3 separate regions of the Mus musculus genome follow, and regions 1 and 3 are each linked to region 2. Evidence: chromatin loops called from intact Hi-C (ENCODE). Cell type or tissue: left cerebral cortex. All regions are shown on one strand. Links, peaks and the distances in the headings refer to the core of each region. The heading gives the core; the rest is flanking DNA.

Region 1 (5,666 bases), core at 198-5,197, 270 kb before region 2:
ACGATAACCCATCATTCCGCTACTGTGGGTCCCACAGTGTCACCAAGATCAGATGAGGCCTTTTGACAACATCATCTTATGTCGTTCTCATATTAACCTTAAGATGTCCACTAGATGTACACTTTAAAAGACTACCTTTTCCCTAGGAGGTTTTAGGGTCACAACAAAATTAAGCAGAGAGTGTAGACTTCCTTTTGTTTTTACCTGCTCCCAGCCTGCCTGAACTTCAATATCTCCTACCAGGATGGCCCTTTTGATGCAACAGATGCGCCAACATTGGCACCTCATTATCCCCCAAAGTCCACAGATTCTGTTGCAGGTTACCCTGGGCATTAAAGTCACGACACAAGAGATTGTATCTTTTAGCATCTACTTACAGAGGCGAACAGCTGGGGACCAGAAGTTAAGATGAAGGTCACACGGGAGGAGGTGGCTGGGATTCTAGCCTGGATCTTCAGGATTTTATACCCAGCCTTGTGGCTTCTTGAGGAGGGTCCACCATGACGGGTACGGGCCAGCTGCTGAGTGGAGCTTCCACCTGTGGGGTTTGCAGATAAACCTACATTGGCTTTCTTTTGTAGTAAGTGGTTTCCTGTTAACTCACACTCATGGGCTTTCTCACAGAGAGTGTGAGTTGCCTGCTGAATGGAGTGACCAGATAGGTTGGGGCTGGAGACATTCCTATAGTGACTGACTCAGATATCAGACATCAGAACATTAACATGCGTCGATTACCATGAAATCAGATATCTGCACCACAGGAAGGTGTATCCAGACCTTCTCCTAGGCTATTTCTCCCTCATCTCTAGGTACCCCAAAGACTCAGGGTATAAGGTAAACATCCGTTCTTGCTCCTTTAGGGCATTTCTGGCTTATTCTGGTCAAGCTCCGCCTCCCTGTATGTTGTCCAGCCATTCCAGTCCACAATGGCTCAGCCTGTGTAGACTGGACTGTGGGCAGCCAGCCTAGACTTTCCCCATAAGTGTTTGTGTAGACCAGTGGAAAGAGTGTAGCTCTGAAGCAACCATCTATGTTTTACCCTCTTAGCTCATGGCTTTGGGCACAGCCCTGTTTCCTGAGCTGATAATTGTGGTTTAAGGCCAGGAAGGGGGCTTAGGAACCAGAGACCATAACATAATTCCCATTGCACCACAGCTGTGTTCAGCAGCTGGCATCCCTCATCCCCAAGTGAGATGCTCAACTCTGAAGAACCTCCCATCTTTAAAGTATGCCAGATGGGGCTGCCAGACAGAGGCCGGGGGGGGGGGGGTCTCAAAGCCCAGTTCTCTCGTCCAGCAGCCTGACAAACAGCAACCAGTTTGCGTTTGTTAGAGGCATTACTACAACTCATGAAGCAGGACTTCAGCCACTATTAGATTTCCTCTGCCGACACCAGGCGTCACTTTTGGTTTTCCTGTGAGGTGCCTGACATCTTCCCCTCCTGCAATCACTAGGCAATGCTTCACTGCCACTTCTAAGCTAGGGACAATGATCTTCCCCCGGGGAACAGCAGTGACTTCAGAGGGTGTCCAGGCTTCCACCAGCACTCCAGGTCTATCACAAGACTGTCTGGAGCAGGCCCAGGATAGCCTTCACAAAGTCCCCCAGTGAGTCTGTTTTCAGTGCCGTTGCCCCCATAGGATAACTGCCTCATGGTCTGTCTTTCCAGAGAGAGATAGAGATAGAGATAGAGATAGAGATAGAGATAGAGATAGAGATAGAGATAGAGATAGAGATAGAGATAGAGATAGAGATAGGGATAGAGAGAGAGAGAGAGAGAGATAGAGAGAGAGAGCCTGAGCTGGAAGGACCGGAAGGGATGAAATAAAACTCACTCATCAGTTGTTCAAGAATTTTTAAAAAGTTACTGCCCCAAATACTTTATAGGCAGAGGTACTGCTGGCTGGGTGTGGAAATACACTCCAGATCCACACATATATCAGTTTAAATACCAGCTCAGCAATTACTAATTGCATGCTCATCTCAAGTTACTTCTCTTAGCTTTTAGTGTTATTTTCCCAGTGTTAGAATGGATGGTAATCTTTACTTCAAAGACTTATAATTCACTAGAGACATACAAAACACAGAGCCAAGCATTGCCTCTCAACTCAAAATCTTCAGTGCCCGCCGACTTTGAAATTCTTGGCTTGTGTCTCCTTTCCCCACTGGTGTAATGTTCATCATCACCACTAGATGGAGATAGCGAGGCATCTCAAGGCTTAGTGTCGTAGCCAACAGCACAAGGGAGTTCCAGGTCCCATCTCCAGTGAGTGTCTCCAGTACCCAGCAGGAAGCCTCCTGGGCCCCAACGTCAATCCTTTAAAGAAAATAACTGCCTTTTATTCTTGGTAATTGCATGTGCATGTGAGTTAGCTTTCCCTATTTAAGTTGTGGGTGTGACATAGCAGGTGTTTTGAAATGGCAGTACTCCAGCTCTCACCTTTAGAAGGTTGGTGCTAAACATGATTTCATAAGAGAAAGTGGCCACGCACCATCAGAGGCTATGGCGACTCTAGAATTTGTATCCTCAGTCTGAGCCAATTACCACTTCCTTCCGGGTGGGGGGCGGGGTGTCGGACGGGTTACTCCTGTACAGACCTCTGCTGCCGTCTAGGGAAAACCTTATCCCACGAGTGTCTACTGTTTTCCCTCTGCAGACAATGGCATTTGGGGGTGAACTGAAGTCTTTGCATGCAGTATCTGAGTCAGTGGCCTGATCTGTTACACAGCCATACGGGGATGGGGGCGGACAGAAATGACATAGGTGAAATCCAGGATTCCTTTATTGGGCTTTGGGCTACTCCTATCTGGTAAGAACTCCGTATTAGACTTGGGGAACAAGTGAAGGCTTCAAGGGCCATGTCAAACTAATTGAAGAAACTAATTAGGGCCAGACTGAGGCATAACTTTAAGGGACCCACTTCAGCCTCCAATGCTCACATTGTGAGTTACTGCTCTTGGTTAACCACAGCCCGGAGCAGACTTCTGGCAGGCTCTTTGCCTGCAGGGCCCGCTGTGGGGCTGGACAGTTATTGGTAGGTTCGCCACTAGGTGTCACTGTCTCACCAGCATCTGTCCAGGGATGATGGCTAACTCCAGGTAGGTGGAAGAGGTTGTTCATTTTCATGCCGATAAACATCCAAGGTAGAGAGAGACGCATCTGCTCCCATGCTGTGTGGAGAGAGCGCGGTCCCGCATACTGCCCCGGACAGTGTGAGTCGCTAGGGCTGTTAGTGAACCAGTGGGTCTTTTTCATGGTGATTAAATGCTGCCTTCCGTGCTAGTTGCTGCTTAGACTCTTAGGAACTTGTTCCCCAACCCTGATGTATAGAATAGACCTTAGAGGTCCTTGTATCAGTCTTACTTTTCGGAGAAGGGGCCCAGACAGAGAAAGCCTTCCCCCTAGGACATCGCCCAATAGAGGCAGAGCAGACCTGAGCCTTAGGCTGGGTGGTTCTGGGTTAAGGCTGTCTAAGCCACCATGTTCCTTGTTTTCCACTGTGCTCCATCAACTCTGCTCTTACCATTCACAGAGCAATCAGTGTATGCTCTGATCTTTGTTGCTGCCCTGAGCTGGAAACATATATAGACATAAGATACCATGGCATGTGATAGACCCAAACAGTGTGTGTCTCAGGGGCAGCATAGGTCGGGAGCAGGCGATTTTCCTCTCTTTGGTCAAGAGCTCTTTTCCAAGACTCTTTCTGGGGGCATAAAAGGGACAGTGGATTCAAAGATTATGGGGACAGGTCCACAAATAATCTATTATCAAGTGGAAGTGGTATATACATTCATGATCAGGCCCAAGAGGGTCCTGCGGGTGCAAGCAAGTTACACCAAGTTGTCTGAATGTGTGTATTTTCTCCTCCTGCTTCAGTGCCTTCTGCTCTAAAGCATGAGCCTATAGTTTTGTGGGAAGATGATGGTTCTGTGTGTCATACAGGAGCCACCCAGAAGTGGACAGCTGCAGCATTCTAGCCCCCTCTTTGGGACAACCGTGAGATGGCAGTGAAGGAAACGTTAGGAAGGACACAGGGTTGTATATTTGGCTGTGGCAACTCGGATGATACCCAGGTTACGGTCCTCATAAAGACCACTGGACACTTGCTGGCCCAGGAACCTTAGAAGGTAGAAGAGTTGAAGCAGCAACTATGACCACCAGGGGGCAGTATTTCACCACATTCTGCTTAATCCAGGACCATTCTCCCAACACTGAAGAAAGTTATGTCTTCTTAGGGAATTGCAATAATGTTCTGGGTGCAGAAAATGGATAGGTATATCAGCCTGGACTGAAATCTACTTCCCAAAGGCAGTATTGTTTCTCTTGTCGCACCTTATAACCCAGCAGCTATGGAGTCAACACAGCCGCAAAACCAAAGAAGCATCCATGTGTTCGCCAACTTTGCACGCAGGCAGTTCTTCGGTGGCCCAGAGTTACTCGGAGTTGTTCTCTGAGGACATTTTGTGGTTTCAGATCGAAGGATACAGAGTTCTAGGTATGTCCCATATGCAGCATGTGGGAGAACAACCAATGTATCCAAACCCATTTGCAGATGATGATGGCATGCCCCAGCGTCAAAAGGATGGGCACCGCTGCCTGTGGCTAGAGACTCCAGCCTGTGCACGTCCGAGAACCAGCCTTCTTTTCCTCCTCTGCCTTCTATCAGGCTGCAAAATAGAGCCCCATTACCCATTCAGCATTCGTCGTCTTCAGATGTGGCCAGACTCACACTGCCGCAGCCGCATGCCACTGCCGCAGTGATTATTGACCGCTCTGCTGGGATATCAAGCACTTTGGGCTTGGCTGGGGGACCATTAATCAACAACCTTGTCAGAGTGATGGATTCTGTTAGGATTATTGCTTAATTAGCTTGTTTAGGGCAAGAAAATCAACCAGGACATTAGTTCTCTAGCCAGAAGGAAGAGGGAAAATGAGCAGAACTGGTGGGAAGGGGCCTTGGAGCTCCCGGGGAGGGAGCCAGGGTCTCGAGGGCGTGGAGGGAGGGGCCTCTGATAGAGCAAGCCTTATGCTTGAAGTCGACAGACCTTTTTACTCCTTTTGGCTGTCGTGGCTGGGCAGAGAGATGCCCCGATTCAGTGGAGTTGAAGAACAGTGATACGTGATGCGTCAGTCAAGGAGCATGTCCATTCCCCAGGGAGCTTTAAAAAAATTCAAATTCCCAAGTTTAGGTTCGAATTCGCCCGTTCAGAATCTCTGAAGATTTTTATTGTTGTCGGTGTTGTTCTGTTTTGTTTTCTAAGACAAGTTATTCCAGGTGAGTTTTTATTCACAACAGGATGTGGGAGCCTCGGCTTCGGAGGTTGTGAGAGTTAACTCCGGTGACCACCTTTCTTTCTACCAGATATGCATTTCCTGTGGGGCGTGGGCGAGCTTTATCTCCAACATCCCTACCAGCTTCTATGCATGCTGGTCGTCTTCCCCCACACTCCTCTTTGGTCTCTATTTCGTCCTCTCTCTCCTGGCTTTTCTTATATTGCTCCTTGCCTACCTTTTTTTTTTTTTTTTTCTGAAGTCCCCTTCCCAGGTCTTTCCATCCCCCATCTTTCCTTTCTTCTCTCCATCTTCTTTTTCCACCCGTGCAGATGACTATCTCTTGGCACCAGGCTCATTTTACACCCCCTCTCTATTCTTTCCTATCTGGCAG
Region 2 (5,666 bases), core at 190-5,189:
AGAGAGAGAGAGAGAGAGAGAGAGAGAGAGAGAGAGAGGAGGGAGAGAGAAAGAGAGAGGTTGACAGTCTTTCTAAAGTCTTTCTCTTTTATTTATTCAGCAAACAGATATCGTGCCCCTTATCACACACCAGACACTGTAATTGATGTTCAATCTGTTCCTTTCTCTACAGGGCAGTTGACACCAGAACAAGCAGGATCTTTGCTGCAAGGCAGGATGGTCTCCTTAGCAGGAACAAAGCCTGCATCACTGGGGCTCAGTTCCACGAATGAGCTAGGCAGCCAACGTAGGTCATTGGCTGTGAGGTAAAGCATGAGACCCTGCAGTTCACAGAGCTTAGGAACAGTGATGCCAGTTGCCAAGAGGACGCCGGGATGAGGGTAGAAGAAGAGGGGAAAGAGGGAACAAGGGAGACCAGTCTATACAAGGCAGAAGCCAAGATACCAGGACAGAGGGAGAGGCACACAAATACACAGGCAGGTGGATGCACTTATCCCAAGGCCTCTACTCTCTCCTTAAATCCCGAGGCTTCTGGCAGAACCAGATCACACATGGACTTCACTTGGCCTGTGCTTCACAGAGCAGGTCTCAGAGTCACCTAAAGTTCTTGCTGAGCCAGGTCTCTGGGGTTCACCTGAAGCTTTCTGGGCAAAACCTAAGACTGTGCATTTCCAACCTGCTCCCAAGCGATGCTGCCACTGGTGGTCCTTTGGTCTGGAGAATCAGGCTTTCAAAGCCATTGTGAGTTCTTGCTATTCAAAGTGTGAGCCACAGACCTTAGGCATTGCCGTCATCGGGGAACCTATTCGACATGCAGAACCTCAGAGCTGAAGAGATGGCTAAGAGCATTGGCTGCTCTTCCAGAGGACTCAGGATAGCGACACACATGGTACAACTACCTGTAGTAGTTCCAGCTCCTAGGGATCTCAATCCCTATTCTGGGCTCCTCCAGCAGTCCCCATCCATGTGACATTCGCTCTCTCTCACATACAGGAACACAGATGCATAAATAAAAATTATAAAAAAGAATAATAAACCTTAAGAAGAAGGGAAATGCTGGATATCAGCCCCCCTCGCCCCCAACCTACTGAGTCAGATGGACAGACATCCCAAGACGACCTGTCTGTTTGCCTGTTTAAGTCTGAGAAGCCCTCACGCAGAACGGCCACCCTCAAGTCTTGCTGCTCATTAGAGTCACTTGGGAACTGAGCAAGGACACACTTGAGTTGATTGGAGTCTGGGTATCAACATATTTAAACGGCTTCCAAGTGCCTCTCAGAAGGAGCCTGGGTTGAGAGCTGCTAAGACTGGCATTTAGAAACCAACATATCCCACCTTGATGCTGCTCATCTATTTCTCTGGAATCGAGCCTGACCTTGAACCCCACCTTTGTCCTTCCCCAGCCTCACCTCCACACCTGACAGTCTGACCCCTCCATTCTGGTTTTTGATCTGGTGCTTCATTAGTTTGTTTAATCATCTCTGGTTTTCTACCAGCGTGCTTCTCCTCCACACAAGGCTCAGCTATCATTCATATATATATATATATATATATATATATATATATATATATATATATATATGAAAATAGGTCAACACTCTCCATATTTTATTTGACCCTTATAACAACCAAAGTGCATGGGATCATTATTGTTATTTTTATCCCTGCTTTTTAAAAGAGAAAAGCAAGGTGCAGAGAAAGTGAGTTAGTCCATTCATCTCAGCCAGGATGGGAAATGGCTGCCAGATCCCGGAGACCCCATGCTGACCCTAGGGTGACCCTGTACATTGTTCCCGACTTCAGCCTGTTTTACATAGGAGGTCTGGCCTGACCTCGTGCTGGCAGTGAACTGGTGATAAATATTTTCATTTCATCTCTGAAGATTTGGGTAAAAAGCAAGACCAGATTTACAGCAGTGATCTTCACTGCAGATTTGTCCTCCAGGGGAGACATATGGGAACGGTATTTTTGGCAATCACAACTTGGCGTGTGGGGGAAGGTAGCTGTTAGGGTAGGGAGTGCTACTGGCATCTAGTAATAGAGGCCAGAGAAACTGCTAGAATCTTGGGGTGCCCAGGATAACCCCTCCATGAAGCATCATCAAGCCCAATATGTCAGCAACATTGTTCTTGAGAACTCTTGACCACCATTAGCTATGCTGGTCATAACTGAGGTGGGCAGGCCCCAAAGTGAGTCCCATGGGTTCTATTGGTCTGTGTGGACGAGCTTATGGGACGGCACCAGCATCTGTAGGAGACTCACAGCAGAATTAGGAAACCTGGCTGGTGAGGACGCTAGTCATAGATGGTTTCCGTAAGCGGGAGCTGGATGAGGGAGATCCTGTATGTAGCTAGGACCCAGTGATCTGGGTCTGAGGGAAGAACACAGTGCTTTTGTGGACAGGCTCTGGGGTTCGTTCTTGAGATCTCAGGGGTACCACCAGCAGGGGGCAGCACTCTACTAAACTCAGCCTAGGGTTGGAGGATCCAGTTGTCCTTGCTCAAGAACCTCAAGATGACTTCTGATCCTAGGTACCCACCCCAATTCTGAGCCTTGTGATCTCTATTCTTTTGGGCTTTTTTTTTTTTTTTTCGGGTAACATTTGCTGAATCCAGAATTCTCTGAGTAGCACACTTCCAGCTCCTGGAGGGCAAGGCTGTTGCCCTGAGGCAGTCATACGGCTAATATTCTTTCCCCTTTTGTCTTCTCAAACAGTATCAGGATTCTACCTCAGTCCCTTCTGCCCTTCCCACTGCCTCCCTGCCGATTACAACTCTTTAACAGATGGAACCCTGGGTAGGTACAGAGCCCAGAGCTGGCTGGCAAGCCAGGCTCTTTGACGAACAAGCTTGGCTCTTCCTTGCCTGACCCCACAAGTCTGGCCTTTGTGCAAACATTCACTTCTGCTTTGCACCGGAAAGTGAGAGGGCAGGACAGAACTCAGCACGCTCACCTACTTGGTGAGCTCTTGGCATGTCCTCCCATGGCTAAAAGCAGTCGTGCCTGCTCTCCAAGGCCTCCCACCCAGTTGTTCCAGTGCCTGTTTCCTTCCTGGGGGGCCTGGCATCTAGAATCAGGACAAGGAAGTAGCTACCTCACTAAGACCTAATGAGGCTTCCCACAAGCCCCTAATGGGGCTTCTTTCCCTCCCTCTCTCCTGATCTCCCACACGTAGTTTCTGCTCAAGGAAATATAATAACTTGGTATTTAAATTTTTGCTCAGAGAGGAGTAACAGGATAAGGGCTGGGGAATTCAAATAGCAATATCAAAAAGAATTTCAATGAGACTCCGACTCTAAGAGAGTTTAGGCCAGTAGGAGGGAGGAGGAGGGGACTCTGGCTATAGGGGACACAGACACTGCTGCTTAGGGGGACATTCATGGCATTTTATAGGGAGAGTTAAATTCACAGATTGGTCAGCGTTAGTAGAAACCAGGCCATCATCCAGTTTGTAGCCTTTGCTGTGTTCATGTGGACACCAAGACTCCAGTTCCATGCAATACTGATAGTGACTAACGAGGACAAGTTGAATGTCTCCACGGGATACATGCTGCATACAGGATTTCCAGGTTGTGCAGCTCTGCTTTGGCAACCGAGTCCCAATGACTTCATATAGTAATGCTCAAAATTACCAACATAATAAGCCTCAACAATTATAAAAGTCCTTTGTATGCAAATTCTTTTTCTACAAATGGGGACCCAAACCAACTAACAAAGACAAAGAGTCAATACTCTCTACCCTTACACCAACACTCTATACCTTGCCAGTTGAACTGCCTTTGACTCTTGCCACTCAGAGGCCAGTCTGTGTTGGAATGGGTGCAAGGACAGTCATGCATTTCTCTGTGACTCTCTAGCATGTGTGGGCCAGAGCATGGAGGTTTAGAGGGGGAAAATAATTAAGACCCAATTGCTTTCTCAGACCTCAGAAGCAAGCAGAGGGGCTACCAGGACCAAAGGAGCAGTTGGCAAGGAAACAAAACAACCCCCTTCACAAAGCCTCTTTCTGCTTCTAACAAAGCTCTCTACCTGCTCTCTGTTGTGTTCTGGAGCTGTGACCTCTCTAAGCCAGTGGCTACAAAGAGGGTATGGTGAAAGGCCCCCTGGGCAGGCAGACAGGAAACAACTCTAAGTGAAGAGGCCCCTCTGAGTCTCTTCTCACCTTGTAAAATGTGCATGAGATGCTATGGAAAGAATTTCTCTTAGTGACAGGAGAGAGCATAGCCTGAATTCCTGAGGGTTTACCCATCATGCCCTTTGCTTAGAGAGCCAGGCTGGAATGTGAGACTTGGTCTGGAAAATCCAGGTTCGGTCTTTTAGTGTTCCACTAAGCTTTTAGCATTATATAGCATGCATCACCTAGGGTGACTACCAGCTGAGGAGCAGGTGTACCCTCTGTGGTGGGCGTCTCACTCTCTTCAACCTCCAAGTAGAAAGCAGGATCTTTGGGATAGTTTGTGTGCAAGCAGTGTGTAGCACAGAAACTTTATCCTGTCACCTGCCCCAGGTCTTGACACTGGGCACTATGATCAGTGAGTCTCCAAATAAAGCTCTTTGCTAATAGGTCCTGGCTGCCGAGAGGGGTAAAGCACCTACATGGAAGAAGGAGGTACCTCTTATGACGTGTGTCTGGGACAGCCCGATTGCTCGATATCCGCTCACTCTCCCGTTGGTTGAAAGCATACAGTTTGTAGGGATCATCACCGACACGCCACTTTTTGGCATTCAGATACCGCCGCTCATCAAACTGCTCCCACAGGTCATCCCAGTCCGCATCGGAAGGCTGTGTGACATGAATGGAAAGTCTGTGAGAAGGCTCCCCAGCCACCACCAGCTCCCCATCCATCTGTCAACAGCCAGCCAGAGATTAAGCTTGTTCCGTCTGGCAATGCTGAGCTCAAACATGGGGCCAGGGGCAGAAGAACATCAGCAAACCCGCCAGCAATAATAATCGCATAGAGAAGGGTGATAATGTTGCTACTGCTACCTATCAAGCCCCACATGCCAGGTACAGTTCTAGGACCACCGTTTCCATGATCTCATACAATCCTCATACAATTGCTCAGATGTGTCAATACATGCTCACACAATCAGTACATTGCCCAAGATTCACACGTAGGGAGCAGCAGGACCTTTGCCTAAATTCTAGCACTCCAACCTGAAAGACCATCTTCCCAGGACGCCTGGTGCACTGGCACAGACCAGGTGGACCACAACTTCTGTTGTCTCCAATGAGCTTCAGGAGAGGCAGTTTCAGGAAGCATGTCATCGATCCACAATGGTGGGAGGCACACCAGACACATTGGTCTTTTGTTTCCCCAACCCAAGAACCTGTAGCCACTCTTAGAGGAAGCATCAATGGGCGAGCCAGTAATAAGCCAACAGTGTATATCTGAGGACACAGGATTTCAGATTTTGGAAGGTGACTTCCATGTCCTTGGTTTGGTTCATACTTGAACTCTCTGAACAGATAGGGGACAAGGGACTCTAGAAAGGTCACCAGCCAAGCAAGTAGCAGGTCTTCAGGCAAAGTTTAGTCTTCTGGATCCTTCCGACGGGAGAGGTGAGGGCCTGCCTTCCCTTCAGAGCCAATGATGTCTGATATACCCCATCAACCAAGTCTCAGTCACCCAGCTAGTGGGGCTGAGAATCCAGGCCTCAACGTG
Region 3 (5,666 bases), core at 368-5,367, 140 kb after region 2:
AAACTAAACTCATTTGAGAGGTAGGAACCTTAATTGAGACACTGCCTCTATAAGGTTGCTATCTGGGCTGTAGACAAGGCTGTAGGGCATTTTTGTAATTAGTGGTTGATGGGTGTGATGGTTTAATTATGCTTGGATCAGGGAAGGACCCTATTTGGAGGTGTGGCATTATTGGAGGAAGTGCCTTACTGTGGGCATAGGCTTTAAGACCCTTGCCCTAGCTGCCTGGAAGCCAGTCTTCTCCTAGCGGTCTTCAGATGAAGATGGAGAACTATCAGTTCCTCTTGCACCATGCCTACCTGGACACTGCCACGCTCTCACCTTGATGATGATGGACTGAACCTCTGAACCTGCAAACCGTCCCCAATTAAATGTCATTGTGTTTGTTCACAGCAGTAAAACCCAAACTAAGACAATGAGGAGGGGTCCAATCCATTGTGGGTGGGTGCTATTCCTGGGTTCTATACGAAAGCAGGCTAAGCAAGCTATGGAGAGCAAGCCAGTAAGCAGCACCCCTTCGTGGTCTCTGCATCAGTTTCTGCCTCCAAGTTCCTGCCCTGTTTGAGTTCCTGTCCTGATTTCCTGTGGTGACGAACATTGATACGAAAGTGTACAATAAATAGACCTTCCTCTCCCCAACTTGTTTTTTGTCATGGTATTTTATCACAGCTATAGTAACCCTCAGACACACACACACACACACACACACACACACACACACACACACACAGATCCAGGGGGAATGCTCATCTATAAATATATTTTAAAATTTACGCAAGACACATAGGTAGACACATATTAGTGAAAAATAGGATCTAGAAAAATAGTAACCAAAAATAGGGGAAGGGTACACCTAGTAGTAAAATGTGTTAAGATTTCCAGACCTATAGAATAATTGAGGCTTTGGAGAACTATACAAAATACGGCGTGAGTGAAATGTTGAGACAGGAACACGGTTTTAGACAGATTCCTGATATGGGACTATCGTCTGCTTGTGATCCTACATCAGCAAGGAACTCCCCAAAGTTTGTGTCACACACTCCAAACTGACAGGACAGACCCCTCAGAGCAGCACTCAAGCCTAGCACTGTGCCTGGTACCTGGCTGCCAGCAGTCACTCTGTGTTGAGCACAGACCGGGATAAAGAGCAGGAGAGGAGTAAAGACAAAGTCTGCCCCAAAGGAAAAAGAGCCCTTGCCCCAGATCCCTGGGGCAAAACGAAGAATAAGTCAGCTTGAGGTAATGAGATTCAGCACAAAACAGAGAAAGTTCATGTCCCTGCAGGCATCATTAACTGCATCACACAGAGCAGAACCGCCTAGGGAAAAGTAAGAAAAACACCTACAGATTCGTGGTCAGGGTCTGCAACATTAAGGAAATAGATCCTGGACTATAAAGGCTGCCTGATGGACATACCAATCGATCGCATCACTACCCTGCTTAACCACCCACAGCTTCCATGGTCCTTCCTGACTAGACCCACACACACACTGTCCCTGTCTCATTCCTCTGACCGCCACAGGCTTCATGCTGTCTTGTTCCTTCAAAGCTGGCTTATTCTCTATTTGGAATGTGCTCTGCCTACGGGCCACTGATCCATCCTTCTCAACTCACCTATTGTACCTCCTCCAGCAGTGGCCGGGCTCCCATGACACCCAGTGCAGTGACCCCACTTGACTATCAATCCTGCGTGTCCTGGACCACTGATGAGCAGACCACCCTCCACCAAGGAGAAAATCCTGCATCTCTGCATCCAATGGCACCGAGCCTAGCTCCATGGGTGCTAAACTAAATGCTTATTTCGATCAACTAATATTGGCAAGATTCCAAAACTTTGGTTTAAAATGTACTTTGGTTAAAAGAAGAGTCTATTGGGATCCAAGTGGGAAAATTCTGTGGAGGTCTGAGTTCAAACCCAGAACGATCTAAGACGAGTTAATTAAAGACTCTTGGCCTGTTTCCCCATCTATGAAATAAGAACAATATTAAACAACTCCTTATGAAGAAAACACCAACTATGCACTTAGCACACAGTAGGCCCTCCCTACTGTACTTATCGGTGAGATCCACTCCTACTTAACACAGAGATGTTCATGTCTTCCTCTTTCCGACTACAGGCTCCTCCAAGGTCTTTTCCCACTCCTAGAGATTGCCCTGGGCTCATAAAGGTTGCTTAGCTGCCAGCAAATCCCCAGAAGCCTCGCTCTGTTTCCCCTGGTCAAGGCTGTGGAAAAGAAAGACAGGGGCTCTGAATCTCAAGAGAGAGCCAGTAGGGGGAACCTTCCACTCCTCTGGGCTGCACCGACTGGACAAGAGTTGGGAAAGCCACTTGGATTCCCATTTCCACAACTCCCTGCCAGTAGGAAGGTTTCTGTTCTTATGGGCTCCTCCGTGCTGTCCTGAGCGCATTCAACTTCCAACGCAGCAAATGAACTGGGGAACAGTTCACAGAGCCGGTGGCACCAGGCCAGGCCAGGTGGGTAGGGAAGGCTGGGAGGCCTCCAGGGGGGTCGCTAGTGCTGTTCACGTGCGCACAGCACCCGGGTCATCGTCTCCTCCTCTGGGGCCTGGCAGCAAAGGGAAGGAGTCCGCAAATCCACCAGACTTCTCATGGGTGCCAGCATCGCTCACCCAGCAACCTCCAGTGACCCTCCAGCGGCACCCACCGACCGCCAGTCCCAAAGTAGCTAGTCCGCAGCGCCCCCTTGGCCACCGGACTGCTAGTTAAGTTGGGAGCCCGGCTCTGTCTGCGAGCGCGCGCCCACCACCCACGCCCACTGCCACTTACACACGCCAAAGATATGGAGACGCCCCAAGCTTCTTAAATTCCACAAGCACCTCCCCATGGCCGCATCCCGCGCCTGTTCCCCATCGCAGCACCTCGACACCCCTGCATTTGAACCCTCAATCCCAGTGCGTGGACCACGCACCCTTCCACCTGCCAGTGCCCGGTGCCCTGTGCCCTGTGCGCCACGAAACGGCATACCTTGGGGGTCTGCACTTCGGGTCCCAGCGGCACCTCCAACTTCCTCTTGGTGACCCAGAAGAACAGCAGTACGGTGATCCAGAGCACCCCAAAGATGGGCAGCGCCAAGCGGCGAGTCAGCCGCCGCATGGTCCCCTCTGCCTGCTTCTCTTGGTGGCGACGCGTCCCTGGGGCACCCCCCGGCGGTCAGGGGTGGCGGGGCACGAGTCTGCCGAGCGCCTCGCTCTAGGAGAAACGCTGCTCCTGGGATCCCGATGTTGGATGGCGGGATCCTGCCCCGCCCGCTTCGGAGAGAAGCCACAGCCGGGAACGGAGCGGCGAGGGGCGCCGGAGACTAGAGACGCGGCCGGGCAGGGACGAGGGGCAGCTCAGCCCGGCGCCCGCTCCAAACGGAGAGCCGCGGCGGCCGCTGCGATGCTGCTGTGCGCCGCGGCTGCCTTTGCCCGCTGCTGCCGCGAGGGAAACTGACTCGAGCAGCCGGGAAGGTGGAATCCGAGGCTGTGCCCGGCACCCCCGGAGGAGCACGAGGAGGAGGGAGCGCGGAGGGAGGGCGGGCCCGACAGACAGACTGACTCCGAGGGAGAGCGGGGCGGGAGCGAACCGGGCTCTGAGCGGGGGCGCTACCGCCTCCCGCCGACCGTGGAGCACCCTGCGGTTGAGGGACCTTGGATGCAGCTCTGGGACCATCCTGGGCTAGGGTTGTGCTGGGAGGGGTTGGGCGGGGACCGGTTATAGGATACTGACTTGTATCAAGCAAGCTGATACTTAAGGACTAGCCCGCGCCAGGTGAGGCACTACCGGGGAGGAGTTTCTGTTTGCTGCGGGGCTCTGCACATGGTGCTCACAGGAGGGTTCGCTAGCCGGGAGCCATCACTGGGATAGTAGGGTTGGTTGACCCAGATGTTGTCTCAAGTTCAGACTTGACCATTTCAGGGCCAAGGTCGAGTTCAGCCATCTCCCCAGGGTATTCTTTGCCTTTGAGCAGGTAGGTGCCTGGCAACTTTCTCTTAATGGAAAACTGAGCTGGTCTAAATTTAACTCGAAAGATGTCCTTTTAAAAATTAAGGCAAAAGTAAATCCCTGAGGATTTTTTTTTTCTCCTTGTAAAAATAAGCCCTTTTTCTGGGGCTTGCCAGAAAAAAAGGGTCTAATGTTAGCACAACCACCGGAAGTTTTGTGAAAGGTGGCCCTGGGGTGTGTGGGAGTAGCTCCCCAAATCCCTTTCCCAGTTGCCTTTAAGGAATACATCTTCCAGCTACAGACTAAAGTCACTTGGATTTAGAGACAGGAACAGTTCTGACTCCAGTTTCCATACAGGCCTCAGGTGGGCTGGATGAATTTCTAACCATATCTCTAGAATAGGGAGGTGTGGTTTCTAGCCTAGCCTACCCAACCAACAGGGCAAATCACAGCGTCAGCCTCTCCCTTCCTTAAGTCTTAAGACTGTGCCTCATCTTCAGATGTGAATGCTGCGTTACCTCAGAGTTCAGAGAGAAAAGGTGGAAGTTTTTGCGAAGTCTGCAGAGCCCTGGCCACTGGAGTCCTTGTTTTAGTTACAGGGATGCTCCAAGTTTCTCCAAGTGAGAATGACACCGAGTGGCCCAGCGGCATGCTCCCTGCTGTCTTCACTCACAGACTGGAGCTTAGTATAGGGGTAGCACCCACACTCGACTGCAGGTGAGAAAGGTACCAGTCAGTTCTCCAGAATTCCTCCTCCAGTGCCATGGAGCCCTCCAGACACTTGCTCAGAAACAGAGGTGTCCCCCACCCCCCAACAGCTCCGGTGTTTGATACCTTGTCTTTCGGCCATAAGGCAAAGGCTCTGGAGCGGAGATGTAGGTAAGAAATTTGAGGTTGGAAATCAATCAGCCAGAAAAGGCTTGTCAGCCCCCAGAGCCCTGCTGGCATCTCACACTTGTCTCTATTGGACCCGTAGCCTCTGAAAGGTTGGGTCCACTCTCTCCAGATGTTGTTTAAGCAGGCAAAGGCCTCGGTGAATAACTGTCCAAGGAGCATTGGCGAGTGGCAAGAGCACCTACTCCCGCAGCTTTCTGAGCTCTCTGGATCTCTTCCAAGAGCCTCACCCTAGAGTCCCAGTCCTGGGCCTGCAAAGTGTTCTGTGTCAGCTCTGCCGAGAACCTCCCGAGCAAGCTGTAGACTCGCTGATGAGCGCCAGGCAGGAGCTGCAGCAGCGGAGTCCATTGCTCAGCGCTTTGTGGGGCTGTTTCTGAGTAACAGATGGCAGACAGTTACACAACACCACCGCCAAGCTCCTGAGATGGTGCAGCCTCACACGCCTGCTTCACTCAGACTGGCATACGGGGAAACCAAGGCCCTGGGGTGAAACAGCTCCGCGGGAGAGTACGTAACACTGGGAAGAACAAAGATATTCTTCTAAAGCTCTTGCTCTTGAATCACTATTTTGTCCTCCTCTCACATGGGGAAGAGTCCCTGGGCCTTGAAAGATTTCTAAAGGCTCCGATTTTGCTAAGTGCAATTAACCGACCCAACTATAGAATATGTTGGTCTAGGCTTTTAGGCCAGTAAGTGCCATTACAAATGGGAGGACACTACAGGTGAGTCTTCTAAGTTTTGGAAGCCAGAAAAAAAATCTCCAGGCAGGTCCCAGCATGGTAGGTCTCACTCCAGTGTATCTTAGAGTTCTCCAAGCTTGGGCAGA

The links. Hi-C counts contacts between places; a loop is a spot of excess contacts. Peaks named below come from ENCODE experiments on the same cell type or tissue, not always from the same donor. Only the 100,000 strongest peaks of a DNase experiment are listed, where the experiment ranks them.
Region 1: it touches region 2 in a loop (2.9-fold over the local background); 9 of 42 quality-filtered maps call a loop at or near these places.
Region 3: a loop joins it to region 2, with 2.0 times the contacts of the local background. A loop is called at or near these places in 11 of 42 quality-filtered maps.

The regions. Positions count from the first base shown.
Region 1 is chr17:73,299,259-73,304,924 of GRCm38, forward strand. No RefSeq gene overlaps it. Among named protein-coding and RNA genes, the nearest start is that of E330032C10Rik, 51 kb to the left of the region's middle. In left cerebral cortex, for the core only: CTCF peaks have their summits at 2,181 (motif pointing right), 3,025 (motif pointing right) and 4,154 (motif pointing right); DNase peaks (open chromatin) are centred at 2,197, 3,040 and 4,173.
Region 2 is chr17:73,570,191-73,575,856 of GRCm38, forward strand. It overlaps Galnt14 (polypeptide N-acetylgalactosaminyltransferase 14), which reads right to left. Exons shown (of 15, transcript NM_027864.2): 2 at 4,614-4,783. Among named protein-coding and RNA genes, the nearest start is that of Gm46602, 95 kb to the right of the region's middle. In left cerebral cortex, for the core only: a CTCF peak has its summit at 2,440 (motif pointing right); DNase peaks (open chromatin) are centred at 1,978, 2,381 and 4,808; H3K27ac peaks cover 250 bases.
Region 3 is chr17:73,706,945-73,712,610 of GRCm38, forward strand. Galnt14 (polypeptide N-acetylgalactosaminyltransferase 14) reads right to left here and starts at 3,507. Exons shown (of 15, transcript NM_027864.2): 1 at 2,987-3,507. The coding sequence starts at 3,115. It overlaps Gm52320 (a long non-coding RNA gene), which reads right to left and starts at 702. Exons shown (of 2, transcript XR_003952420.1): 1 at 1-702. In left cerebral cortex, for the core only: a CTCF peak has its summit at 3,168; DNase peaks (open chromatin) are centred at 2,367, 2,785, 3,198, 3,466 and 2 more places; H3K4me3 peaks cover 2,775 bases; H3K27ac peaks cover 2,054 bases.